Regions from separate parts of the Homo sapiens genome. Here region 1 is linked to region 2. A link is a contact called in ENCODE Hi-C or POLR2A ChIA-PET data. All regions are on one chromosome and are shown on one strand. Each heading gives the region's core, a stretch centred on a gene start or an enhancer-like site at or near the end of the contact. The rest is flanking DNA. Distances are from core to core; before and after follow the strand shown.

Region 1 (5,516 bases), core at 251-2,750, 7.2 Mb after region 2:
AGCCATTATCAAAACCAGAGGCAGCATGACATAACAACAAAAGGCAACCTATTTTGAAAATGCAGTAAAAGATAGCATAGTTCAGAGGATGAACATGACACAGTACTCAAACTTCCAAATAGTTATGGTCCAAGCAAATAAAAATGAGGAAGCACTCTTTAAATCCCGGAGAATCATCAACATTTTTGCCTTGTAGCTGTTATGAAGTCCCTCCCCATTTTATTTTCTGAAATATTCAATTTTTCCTCAAGATTTCAATTTTTTAAAAAACCACCCTGGATAAATTTTAAAGAAATTATGCTCAGCTCCCAAAGTATTAATTTCCATATATATTTAATGCCTGTATATTTCATACTTGGGCATACAAAATCCCTTGGAGGTAAATTATCTCAGAACTGAAAAGCTTTAGAAACCATCTACTCCAAACCCTTCATTTTAGAGATGAAGAAATCAAGGCGCAGAAATGAGAAAAAGCAACCTGACCAAGGTCACAGGGCCAGTAAGAAGCAAAACCGGGACCAGCGTCTAAGAGCCCTGACTCAATCCATTTCTTTTTCTACTTTCCATAGCTGCCTCTCATCCTGAACCTCTAATCGAGTGATATATAAGGAAGGATTCGATAGGAAGAATGGATGGATGAATACGTGGGTGAATGAACATTCTATTATTATTCACAAAATATATCATGTTTCTGTTTTGAAGAATGCAAGCCTAGTTCTTGTCACATGTCACAGCAATTGCTGTTTCCCACAAAGTATCAATCTTGTCAGCAAAAAACCCTCTGGTACATCCTGCAGTTTAGAGACTGTTCACTTGCCAGCATACATACAAGAAAGGAGACTCACCCCTACTCCAATCGCTCTGGCTCCCAAACCCCTAACTTCCCTCTCCTATACTCACTCTTTACCTGGCATTGGTGCATCATATTTACATTCTCCTCACTTCCTTCACACGTATCCACCCATGGTTTCCCCATTTAGACCAGGTGTCCTTTCCTAAGTGTACGCCTCAGTCAATCAGTCAACCCTCCCCCACTCCACAGGCCCCTCGATCACTTCTCATTCCTCTGTTGCCAAATCTCAGGCATTTCAAGTCCCAAGACCCCCTCTCGCTTACACAGTGATGTGGCCGGCACCCCGCACTAATACAGGGTCGGGAGCATATCTCCGCAGATGCTCCTCGCTCACTACCCGAGGCGGGGGCGGCGCTTCCTCCTCCTCTTCCTCCTCCTCCTCTTCTTCCTCCTCCTCCTCTTCCTCCTCTTCCTCCTCATCCTCCTCGTCATCGTCGGGCCCAGATACCGACGACGACGACGACGGCGACGACGACGACGTTGCCGCTTCTTCTTCCTCCTCCTCCTCCAGTTCCGAGATGGTGTCGAACTCCGCCATGTTGGGCAGCAGGATGCTCATCACGTGACCTCGCGATCGCCGCCACGCTCCCGGAGAAGAGTTTGAACCTGCCGAGGTGCTGCAAGAGGAGGGGGAACGAAATGAAGAGAAAGAGGAGGGGTGTAGGGACAGGATTTGAGGAGACGCGCCTGCGTGTTGGGCAGACGGGGGGGTGGGGGGGCGGCTGCTGGAGGCGGGGGCACTAGAGAGGAGCAAAGTCAGTGTACGCTTGCGCAGCTCCAAGGGGAGGGGGCCGCTAGAGGTGAACTCCAAGGAGTTATCCAGGTCCGGTCTGCGGGTGCTCGCCTTAATACTGCTCTCTGAGCGTCAGCTACTTGTATTCGGGGTATCTTCTGATTTTATTGCTTATTAATTAATGCTGGGCATTATTAACCCAACTGCAGGCGGGTGAGAGAAAGCATATTGTATAAAAGTAAGGTTAGAACTTTGTCCAAAATATCTCAAGGTATATACCAATCCCTTACGTTTGTTCAGCATTACAGTTTAAAAGCCTTGCGTCATAACTTTGCCACAATCTTGGGAGGCAGGGTAAGCACTTTTATTAGCATTTTACTTAAGAGGAAACTTTTTACTACTTCTCCTATGTAATACTTAACGGAGGACTTATTAACTCAGGGACTGTGCTAAGTGCTCTGTATGTATATCTCATTTAATCCTCTGCAACCCTATGAGGTATGTATCATGATGATTTTATATTACAGATGGGAAATCTAGGTGCAGAGAAAATAAGTAATTTGTCCAGTGTCAGGGAGCTACTAAATGGGAGACCTGGTTTTAAATTTGGTGGTCTCTTCTGATTCCAGAAGCCCAGTACTCTTAACCAAAGGGCTGTACTGCCTGAAGTTGTTTGGAAAGATTTTGTAGAATGGTGCCTCTTGGGCTCTTCCTTAAAAGATGAATCAGAATATGCATGTTTGAATTTTGGAGTGTTTTTTGGGGGAGGGGGCGGATGGAGGGGGTGAAAGGAGCATTCCAACCTAAGGAAACCTTAATTAACATCATCCATTTTCCAGACACTGAGCTAGACCCTCACATACAATATTTCAGTTAACCCTTAATCCTGAGAGGTAAGTATCATTATATCTATTTTATTACATGACAAAAGTGGGTCTCAGAAGTTTAAGTAATTTATTCAAGTCTATGGTGACCTTTTGTTCAAAATTTTCCATTTTAAATGGTCTATCCTATCTTCTTTACACTCACTAAAATGTTGTGGGGATCACATATTTTGCGTATCTAAATAGTGTGCCAAACTGTTTCATACTTGGCAGCAGCACAAAAATCCATATCATTAAGACAGTAAAGTCACACAGCTGCTAAGTAACAGAACAAACACTGTAATCCAGGCATTCTAATACCAGCTTCACTGCTCTTTCTGCTACTCTACGGCTGCATCCCAATCAGATGGTGTGTCTCTGGGGAAACAGACATAGTCAAACTTTAATTTAGGATGAGCACGACATTATCAGTATAAACAAAGCATTTAATGTGTGTGAAGTAGGAAGAAATTAGTTCTGTAAGAGAAATGAATCAAACCATTATCATCAAGGAGTATGTGTTATTAAAATGAAAAGCCCATTTTTATTCAAAAGTTGGTTTATTTAGGGAACTTTAAAAATAAGTCGGAGATCGAGACCATCCTGGCTAACAAGGTGAAACCCCGTCTCTACTAAAAATACAAAAAAAATTAGCCGGGCGCGGTGGCGGGCGCCTGTAGTCCCAGCTACTCGGGAGGCTGAGGCAGGAGAATGGCGTGAACCCGGGAAGCGGAGCTTGCAGTGAGCCGAGATTGCGCCACTGCAGTCCGCAGTCCCGCCTGGGCGACAGAGCGAGACTCCGTCTCAAAAAAAAAAAAAAAAAAGTCATAACATTATCAATAAGCAACAAATTATAACTTTTTGTAGTTTAGATAACTGTATCTACTAGCCAGGAATTATAGAAGATAGAACCTTAAAATATTTTGTATAGCCTTCTGGCAAGACATATATATCTTTGCTTTTTTGGGGTGTTAATAAATGTGTCAGAGTTAAGATCAAAATTAATACTTTGCAACAGTTCTTCTCTTTCAAGAGGCAAAAAAAAAAAACTGTAAATGACATTTAAAATTTTTCCAAATATCTTATCCACGAAGGTCCACTAAGTCTGTGTCTAGAGGGAAAAGTATTTCACTGACTACTGCTTAAATGGTAGTTTCTCCTCACACTCAAGATTAGGCTAGGAAAGGCTATTTGAAGTACAGGAAGGGAAAGGAGTAGGGGGTGGACTTTGTAATGAGTGCAAGTAAGATATTGGAACTATGGTAAAAGTGGAGAAATTATGGCCTTGAAGAATGAGAAGGAAGGAAAGGGATGGGGAAAATCTGTTAAAATAGAAAGAGGCCCCTCATGTTTAGTCAGATGTCAAAAAGACCAAACATTCAGGGAAGTGCTATACTTGGCTAAACACACAAGTGTAGTCAAATCTGTCCATCTGTTTTCTGGCTTATATGTTGTGATTAAAAGTCATATGTGATTCCAAAGGTAATTTGTTTTGCTTAAATATAGGAGAATTTGGAATTAAGCAAGCTGAAGAAAAATACATTTTGTTTATCTATTGTCAGTAAACACGAGTAACACCATGGTTTCTAAATGATACCTTAGTATTAAGAATAGTAAATCGAGGAGTAGATGGAGAAGAAAGCAGGTCATGTAACATTATGCCTAACTTGCTAAGTGGGGTATGGGGGTATTTCTCCCATATAATTAATAGAGACCTGAGGCATGAGATCATTAACCATCTGAGAGGGTTTCAACCTTAAACAGCTGAAAAGAATTGTAACCTTTTAAAGACAGCTTTATTTTATTTATTTATTAAAGCATTCAATTTATTGATTTTAGTCACAGTTGTGCAACTGTCACTACAAACTAAAACATTTACATCATCCCCAAAAGAAATCTCTGTCCCATTTTTCAGCCATTCCCCATTCATCCCCAACACTTGGTAAGCATTAATCTACCTTCTTTTCTACAGATTTGTTTAATGGACATTTAAATAAATGGGATCATACACTGTGTGCTCTTTGTGTCTAGCTTCTTTCACGTAGCATATAATGTTTTTGTGGTTCATCAATGTTGTTTCATGTATCAGTACTTTATTCCTTTTAATTGATGAATAACATTCCATTGTTGGGATAAATTGCATTTTGTTTATCCACTTACCAGTTGATGACATATGGGTTGCTGCCACATTTTGAATGTTATGAAAATGCCGCTACGAACATTTACACACATGCTTCTGTTTGAACATAGGTTTTAATTTCTCTTGGATAGATAACCTATGAGTGGAATTCCTGAGTCATATGCTAAGATGATGTTGAACTTATTAAGAAACTGCCAAGCTATTTTTCCAAAGAGACTTCATCAATTTACATTCCCACAAGCAATGCAGGAGAGCTTCACTTTTTTCACATCCTCTCCAACACTTGTTATTGTCTTTTTTATTATAACTATTCTTATGGGTGTGCATCATGGTTTTACTTTGCATTTCCCTAATGACTAGCGATGAACATCTTTTCATGTACCTGTTGTCTGTTTGTATAGCTTCTGTGATGAAATGTCTACCCAAATCTTTAGCCCCATTTTAAAATAAAGCTCTTTTTGAAATACTTGTAGATTCATATGTAGGTGTAAAAAATAATACAGAGAGATCCTGTTTACACTTTACTTAGTATCCCCCAATAGCAACATCTTGCATAACTATTGTTATGCAGATTTAACAACCGCAAAATTGACATTGATACAATCCATCTGTTTTATTCAGATTTTCCATCATAGATGTACTCATTTGTGTCTGTGTGTGTGTCCATTTAGCTCTGTGCAATTTTATCAGAGGTATAGGTTCTTATGACCATCACTACAGTCGATACAGAACAATTACATCACCATAAGGATCCCTCCTGTTATATTTTCATAATACTTCTTACCCTCCTCCTTACATTATGTAAATTGTGTTATACTATATGTAATTTTGGGGGCTTAGATTTTTTTCACTCAGCATACTTACACTGAGAATCATCCAAGTTATTGTGTGTATCAGTGGTTATTTTTATTGCTGTGTAATATTCCA
Region 2 (5,294 bases), core at 2,291-4,790:
GGGATTACATGCATGAGCCACTGAACTCGGCTTATTCTTTTTAAAGACCAAAGTAAAATAAAAATGTGTTGGTGGATTGAATTGTGTCCTCCAAAAAGATGTCCATGTCCTAACCCCAGTACTCGTGAATATGATCTTACTTAGAAATAGGGTCTTTGTGGATGTAATTAAGTTAGGGTTCTGGAGATGAGATCATCCCGGCTTAAGGGTGAGCCTGAAATCCAATGACTGGTGTCCTTATAAGAAAAAGGAGAGGAAGATTTGACATGTCATATGAAAGAAGGCCATATGAAGGTAGAAGCGGACATTAGAATTATGCTCTCACAAACCAAGTAATGCCAGGAGCCACCAGAAGCTGGAAGAAGCAAAGGATTCTCCCCTAGAGCATGGCTTTGGCAAACACCTTGATTTTGGATTTCTGGCCTTTAGAACTGTGAGAGAACAAATTTCTGTTGTTTTAAGCCACCCAGTTTGTAATAACTTGTTATGGCAGCCCTAGGAAACTAGTATACCTACCAAGTAAATACTCCAGATTTATTTTCTATGTAGATCAATTTTTGCTTCAGTTTATAAACATTTTCCTCCCTGTCCATTTAAGACTTTGGCCACAGGGTTAAGAGTGGTGATTCTAATTGTTCCAAAATACTTCAGAACATTAGTCCCCATTTATTAGTATTGATCTTGAACAACAAATAAACACATTTCATGGGAACACATACATTTCAATAACTTTCCTATTCCCTATCTAGGCATTACAATCAAGAAAGTAGCAGGGAAGTTGTGCCAGTTCATCAATTTGTTGCTTATCATCTCCAAATTCACCATTATTGACTGCTCTGTGAAAATGGATCTGATCCATTTAAGTATTTTTCCTTTTGTCAGCTGGCAATGAAGCTTTTCCAGTAGAGGAAACTGGAAAGATGTTGCAGAGAGAAAAGGTTTTGCTCCCTCCTTCTGGCCGGCTTACTGGGTAGGGTGTTCCTGCAGCTTGTGCAGCTCTCTCCAGTGGCTGGCTTCTGTGTTGCAGTTTCAATAGCACCAGGCCACTTCCCCTGGCACCCTCCCTCTTGTGGTTTTTGTAGTAGAGTTCCTCTGCTGAAACATTTCCCTATGAACATCCTTCTCAGGCACTCTAGCAGGCCAATTCCAGAGGGTGGGTTTCCAGCAAGTTCTAGAATGCAGGGTTCCAGTAATTTCCAGAGGTTGGAGTTTCAGCAAGTTCTGCCTGTAAGGCAATACAGAATATTTCCTGCCATAGAGTGACTCTCCACTGGCTGTGTTCTCTCTAAGAAGGTCTGGATCTCAGCTAAGGGAAGAGAATGCTTTATCTCAGTTCCAGGGGTAGTGGCTATCATATCTACTATTATATACCTGCTACATCTGTAGTATTTAGAGTTCTCTTTACTTCTTGCTAGCTAAGCCCTCATTATTCCAATTTCCTGTTATCATTAATAATTGAACTGACTGATACAGAGGTGATCATGGAATAACTGCCACATAAATTTTGAAAGAGTACACAAATACATTTTCACACGAATTTTATAACAATTCCTTGAAGTAGACATGGCAAATACTATTTATTATTCACATTTTACAGGTGAGGAATGAGGTTCACAGGCTGTGAGTGGACCAAATTCATAGTCATTTTTATCATTTGTAAAATGAGAATAACAATTGAACCTATCTCCTAGGGTCATTGTAAAGATTAAATGAGGTAAGCACGTAAAAGTGCTGAGGACATGATAATGGCTTGTTAAGTGTTAACTGTTACATACAGGTCAAACATCCCTAATCTAAAAATCCAAAATTCAAAATGCTCCAAAATCCAAAATTTTTGAGTGTCAACATGATGCCACAAATGGAAAATTCCACATCTGACCTCAAGTGGAGGATCACAGTCAAAAGGCAGTCAAGACTTTGTTTCGTGCACAAAGTTATTGAAAATATTATATAAAATTATCTTCAGTCTATGTGTATAAGGTATAAATGGAACAAATGAAATTCAAATTTAGACTTGGGTCCTATAGCTGAAATATCTCATTATGTATATGCAAATATTCCAAAATCTGAAAAAGTCCAAAATCCAAAACATTTCTGGTCCCAAGCACTTTGGATAAAGAATACTCAACCTGTACATTATACTTCAACTATAAAATTATTCAGTCTGGTATTTTGCTAAACTACTTGCAATGAGTTGTCTAGGTCTCATGTATCTTTTTATATCATTTTGTTGTATCAATTATTCATATTTGTTTTGTCAAGTTCCATGGCAATAACAACCAAAGATAAGCCTATCACTTCACAATTACCTCCTGTGGTTATTGCTTTCTGAGGAAAAAAAAAAATTACAAGTGAGAGCTAATCAACCTAGGCTAAGTTTATGTCAACTTAGAAATTCAAGGCCCACTGTGGTCAGTGGCAGAGCTGAGTGAGGAAACCCAATTCCCAAGAATATAGCCTTAAATTTAGATGAACCTTCAAATTGTAATATTTCAATGTAAATAATACATGCAACTTAAAATGCATTTCTGGTCTCATCAGGTTTAGGTGAGGGAGTGGGGTGGGGACAGGATGTTACGGGAAAGTAGGGAAGAAAAGGACCCGGTTTACTAATCTGTGTCAATTATCATACCAACCCCTTTCATCATTGAAGATTTCAGCAACCAAATACTGAAGGTCAGTGCGGTACCAAGGGTTGGGGTTATATATTAAACAGTGTAGTCCCGAACCTGTAGAAAACTATTGATACCTTGCATAGAGATAGGCAATAATACATAAAGATTATTGAAAACTCTTGGTTAAAGTACTTTAGTAGTATTTGAAAACACAATAGGAAATTACCCTGTAGGAATGGGATGTGTTAGATCCCAGCCGTAGATACGGCACGTGTTAAACTTTCAGAAGGGGAAACATGCTTCACGGCTGATTGCAAATTTCTCATGCAATATTTGTCAGAATCCAGGAGCATTTTAAGTGGTCTTCTAACAATATAAGCCCCGCACTTTGGACTGGTAAGTACAACATTTTCATTTGGTAAATAATAATAATTTTAAACAGAAACAAGTCACGACCAAATAGCGACTCATCCTCCCCCAGGCATAAAACCCTTTAGCCAGCTAGCCGCCTTTCCACGGGGTAGAGTATAAACAGCAAACAAAACCGCTTTGGTACCGGGAGGAAAAAGGGGAAAGGAGTCGAGTCAAAACACCGTCTCTTAAGTTCCTCAAGATCAACCCAGGGGGAAGGGTCCTCCACCGGAAAGGGCCGGATTGCCTTCACAGGAAGGGAAAGTCACTCCGGAGCTCGCAGACGCGAATGCCACCACAGAGTTCCAAGGCGGCTGCCAGAGCGTCGGCCGTCAGTTAGCACCTCCCCCTCCTTCCCAGAGCTGTAGCTAAGCAACCATCGGGCTCCGGGAGAGTCTAGGCTCAGCTGCTGTATTAGTGCCTCTAGCGGGGAACTATGAGCGCTGCAAAACCCTATCACCATTTTTACCCTCCCCTCTCTCCACCCCCTTTGCCCCCGCCCACCTCTTCGCCACTTCGGCTCCTCCCTCTTCTCGCTCCGTCTATCTCTCTCTCTCTCTCTCTCTCCGCCCCCCCACCCCCCGCGTCTCTCTCTCTCTCTCTCTCTCTCTCTCTCTCTCTCTCTCTCTCTTTTTCCTCTCTCTCTCTCTCTCTTCTCTCTCTCTCTCTCACTCACTCACTCTCTCTCTCCCTCTCCCTCTCCTCTCCTTCCTCCTCCGCCTCCTCAGCTCTTGGGCTAGAATATCTATGGGTCGAAACGTGATGCGATGAATTCGAGAGAGAGCGAAACTAGGACGAGGAGTGCGGCGGAAGCGGCGGGACTCCCGGGCATGGGGGCTTCACCACAATAGAGGCAGCGCCCCCACCCGCCCCCGCCAGCCCCTCCGGAGCGAAGCCCCCAAACCCCCTCGGGAAAAGGATGGCGGCAGCACCTACCCAGATCGAAGCCGGTGGGTAGCTGTGTCGGGGGGTGGGGGGGTGCTAAGGGAATGGGGGCTTAGCGCGAAGGCTGTCAGTTTCTTTTGAAAAAGCTTCTATTTCTCTTCTCTACCTCCCTCTGAACCTCTTTTCCCCCCTCTTCCCCAGAGCTGTATTACCTGATCGCTAGGTTCTTGCAGTCTGGACCCTGCAACAAATCCGCTCAGGTAAGGGGAAGAAAGAGATCTGGGAGTCGTGGTGAATGGTCCCAGTGGGGAAATCGAGGCAGCGGGACGAGCAGTTCCGTTGAGGGTGAGGGAAAGGCCGGCCTTGACTAGTCAAACGGTCAGCGGCTGGGCTTTAAGTGTGGAGGGAGGAATGGGTTGATGGCCCGAGCTGCTCCTCATATCTGTGTTTCCCTTTTGCTCAGGTGCTAGTGCAGGAGCTCGAGGAGCATCAGGTACGGAGCCCCTTCGGGAAGGGTGGGGAGGGTTGAGGTGAGACTGGAGGAAGGGGAGGGCAAGTCAGGGGCGGAAGACGGGCTGGGATAGAGGCTTCGATCTGGGTACCCGTAGCTGTTGTCACCGGGGTGAATTGGCTTCTTCCCTCAAAAGGGGCAGACAACGCTGGGGTCTTAACTCGTCCCCGCTTTATGCTTGTGGGAGGCAGTTTTTCAGGATTTCCTTCTCGACCCCCCTTCCCCCCCCCCCCCATATACTTGTCTAGCTCTGAGCCAATAGCTATCAGGCCGAGAGAAATAAAGACGGTAAAGTGTTGAGGACTGGGACACAGGTTGGGTCCAGTTGATGGGGAGCGGAGGCTTTTCCTTCATCATTTGCCTCCGCTTCCCCCTTTCTTTTCGTCCGGCCCCCAGCTGATTCCGCGCCGCTTAGATTGGGAGGGGAAAGAGCACCGAAGAAGCTTCGAGGATCTGGTGAGTAAAGTTTTCATTTCAACTTAACCTAACTCTTTCACCACTCCCTCCCCACCTTGTACCCCCAACCCGCCCCCCACCTCTCAGCCGACGAGGTTCTAGAGCTCGGTGCAGAGCCAAAGAACGACTGCCCCTTCCCCCATCCCTGCTAGTCGGAAAAAGGGTACCTTGCCCTCCCCTTGGCCCTGCTTGTTTCCACCCGAAAACTTTGAAGAATGTGAGTTGATTATCAGAGGTGCCGTGTTGTGGATTATGAATATGTTACAAACATTGGGGAAGGCCCATTGTAGGCGGAAAAGGGAGAGAAACCAAGGGGTTATCTTGGGGCACGTACTAAGGTCTGACGCTGGCCAATGACAGCGTTGGTAACAGCCCGGAGTTCCGGATTAGTGGAAGAAAACTGGTTTCTGGTTGGT

Evidence for each region. Hi-C counts contacts between places; a loop is a spot of excess contacts on that map. ChIA-PET counts read pairs that join two places held with the same protein, here RNA polymerase II (POLR2A). Pooled maps may share reads with other maps.
Region 1: a loop to region 2 is called in a map of naive thymus-derived CD4-positive, alpha-beta T cell, with 24 times the contacts of the local background. The contact joins the promoter of CHIC1 here to the promoter of BRWD3 in region 2. A Hi-C loop is called at or near these places in 1 of 168 maps with a recorded cell type or tissue (naive thymus-derived CD4-positive, alpha-beta T cell) and 6 of 50 pooled maps. POLR2A ChIA-PET finds 5 or more read pairs at or near these places in 1 of 52 experiments (CD4-positive, alpha-beta T cell).

Annotation. Positions count from the first base shown.
Region 1 is chrX:73,559,181-73,564,696 of GRCh38, reverse strand. CHIC1 (cysteine rich hydrophobic domain 1) reads right to left here and starts at 1,500. Exons shown (of 6, transcript NM_001039840.4): 1 at 1,117-1,500. The coding sequence starts at 1,412. It also overlaps the pseudogene MAP2K4P1. RefSeq lists a silencer at 1,521-1,580.
Region 2 is chrX:80,808,123-80,813,416 of GRCh38, reverse strand. BRWD3 (bromodomain and WD repeat domain containing 3) reads left to right here and starts at 3,540. Exons shown (of 41, transcript NM_153252.5): 1 at 3,540-3,976; 2 at 4,113-4,171; 3 at 4,375-4,404; 4 at 4,819-4,878. The coding sequence starts at 3,946. It overlaps LOC124905202 (a long non-coding RNA gene), which reads right to left and starts at 4,609. Exons shown (of 2, transcript XR_007068278.1): 1 at 4,124-4,609; 2 at 647-1,306. RefSeq lists an enhancer at 3,226-3,305.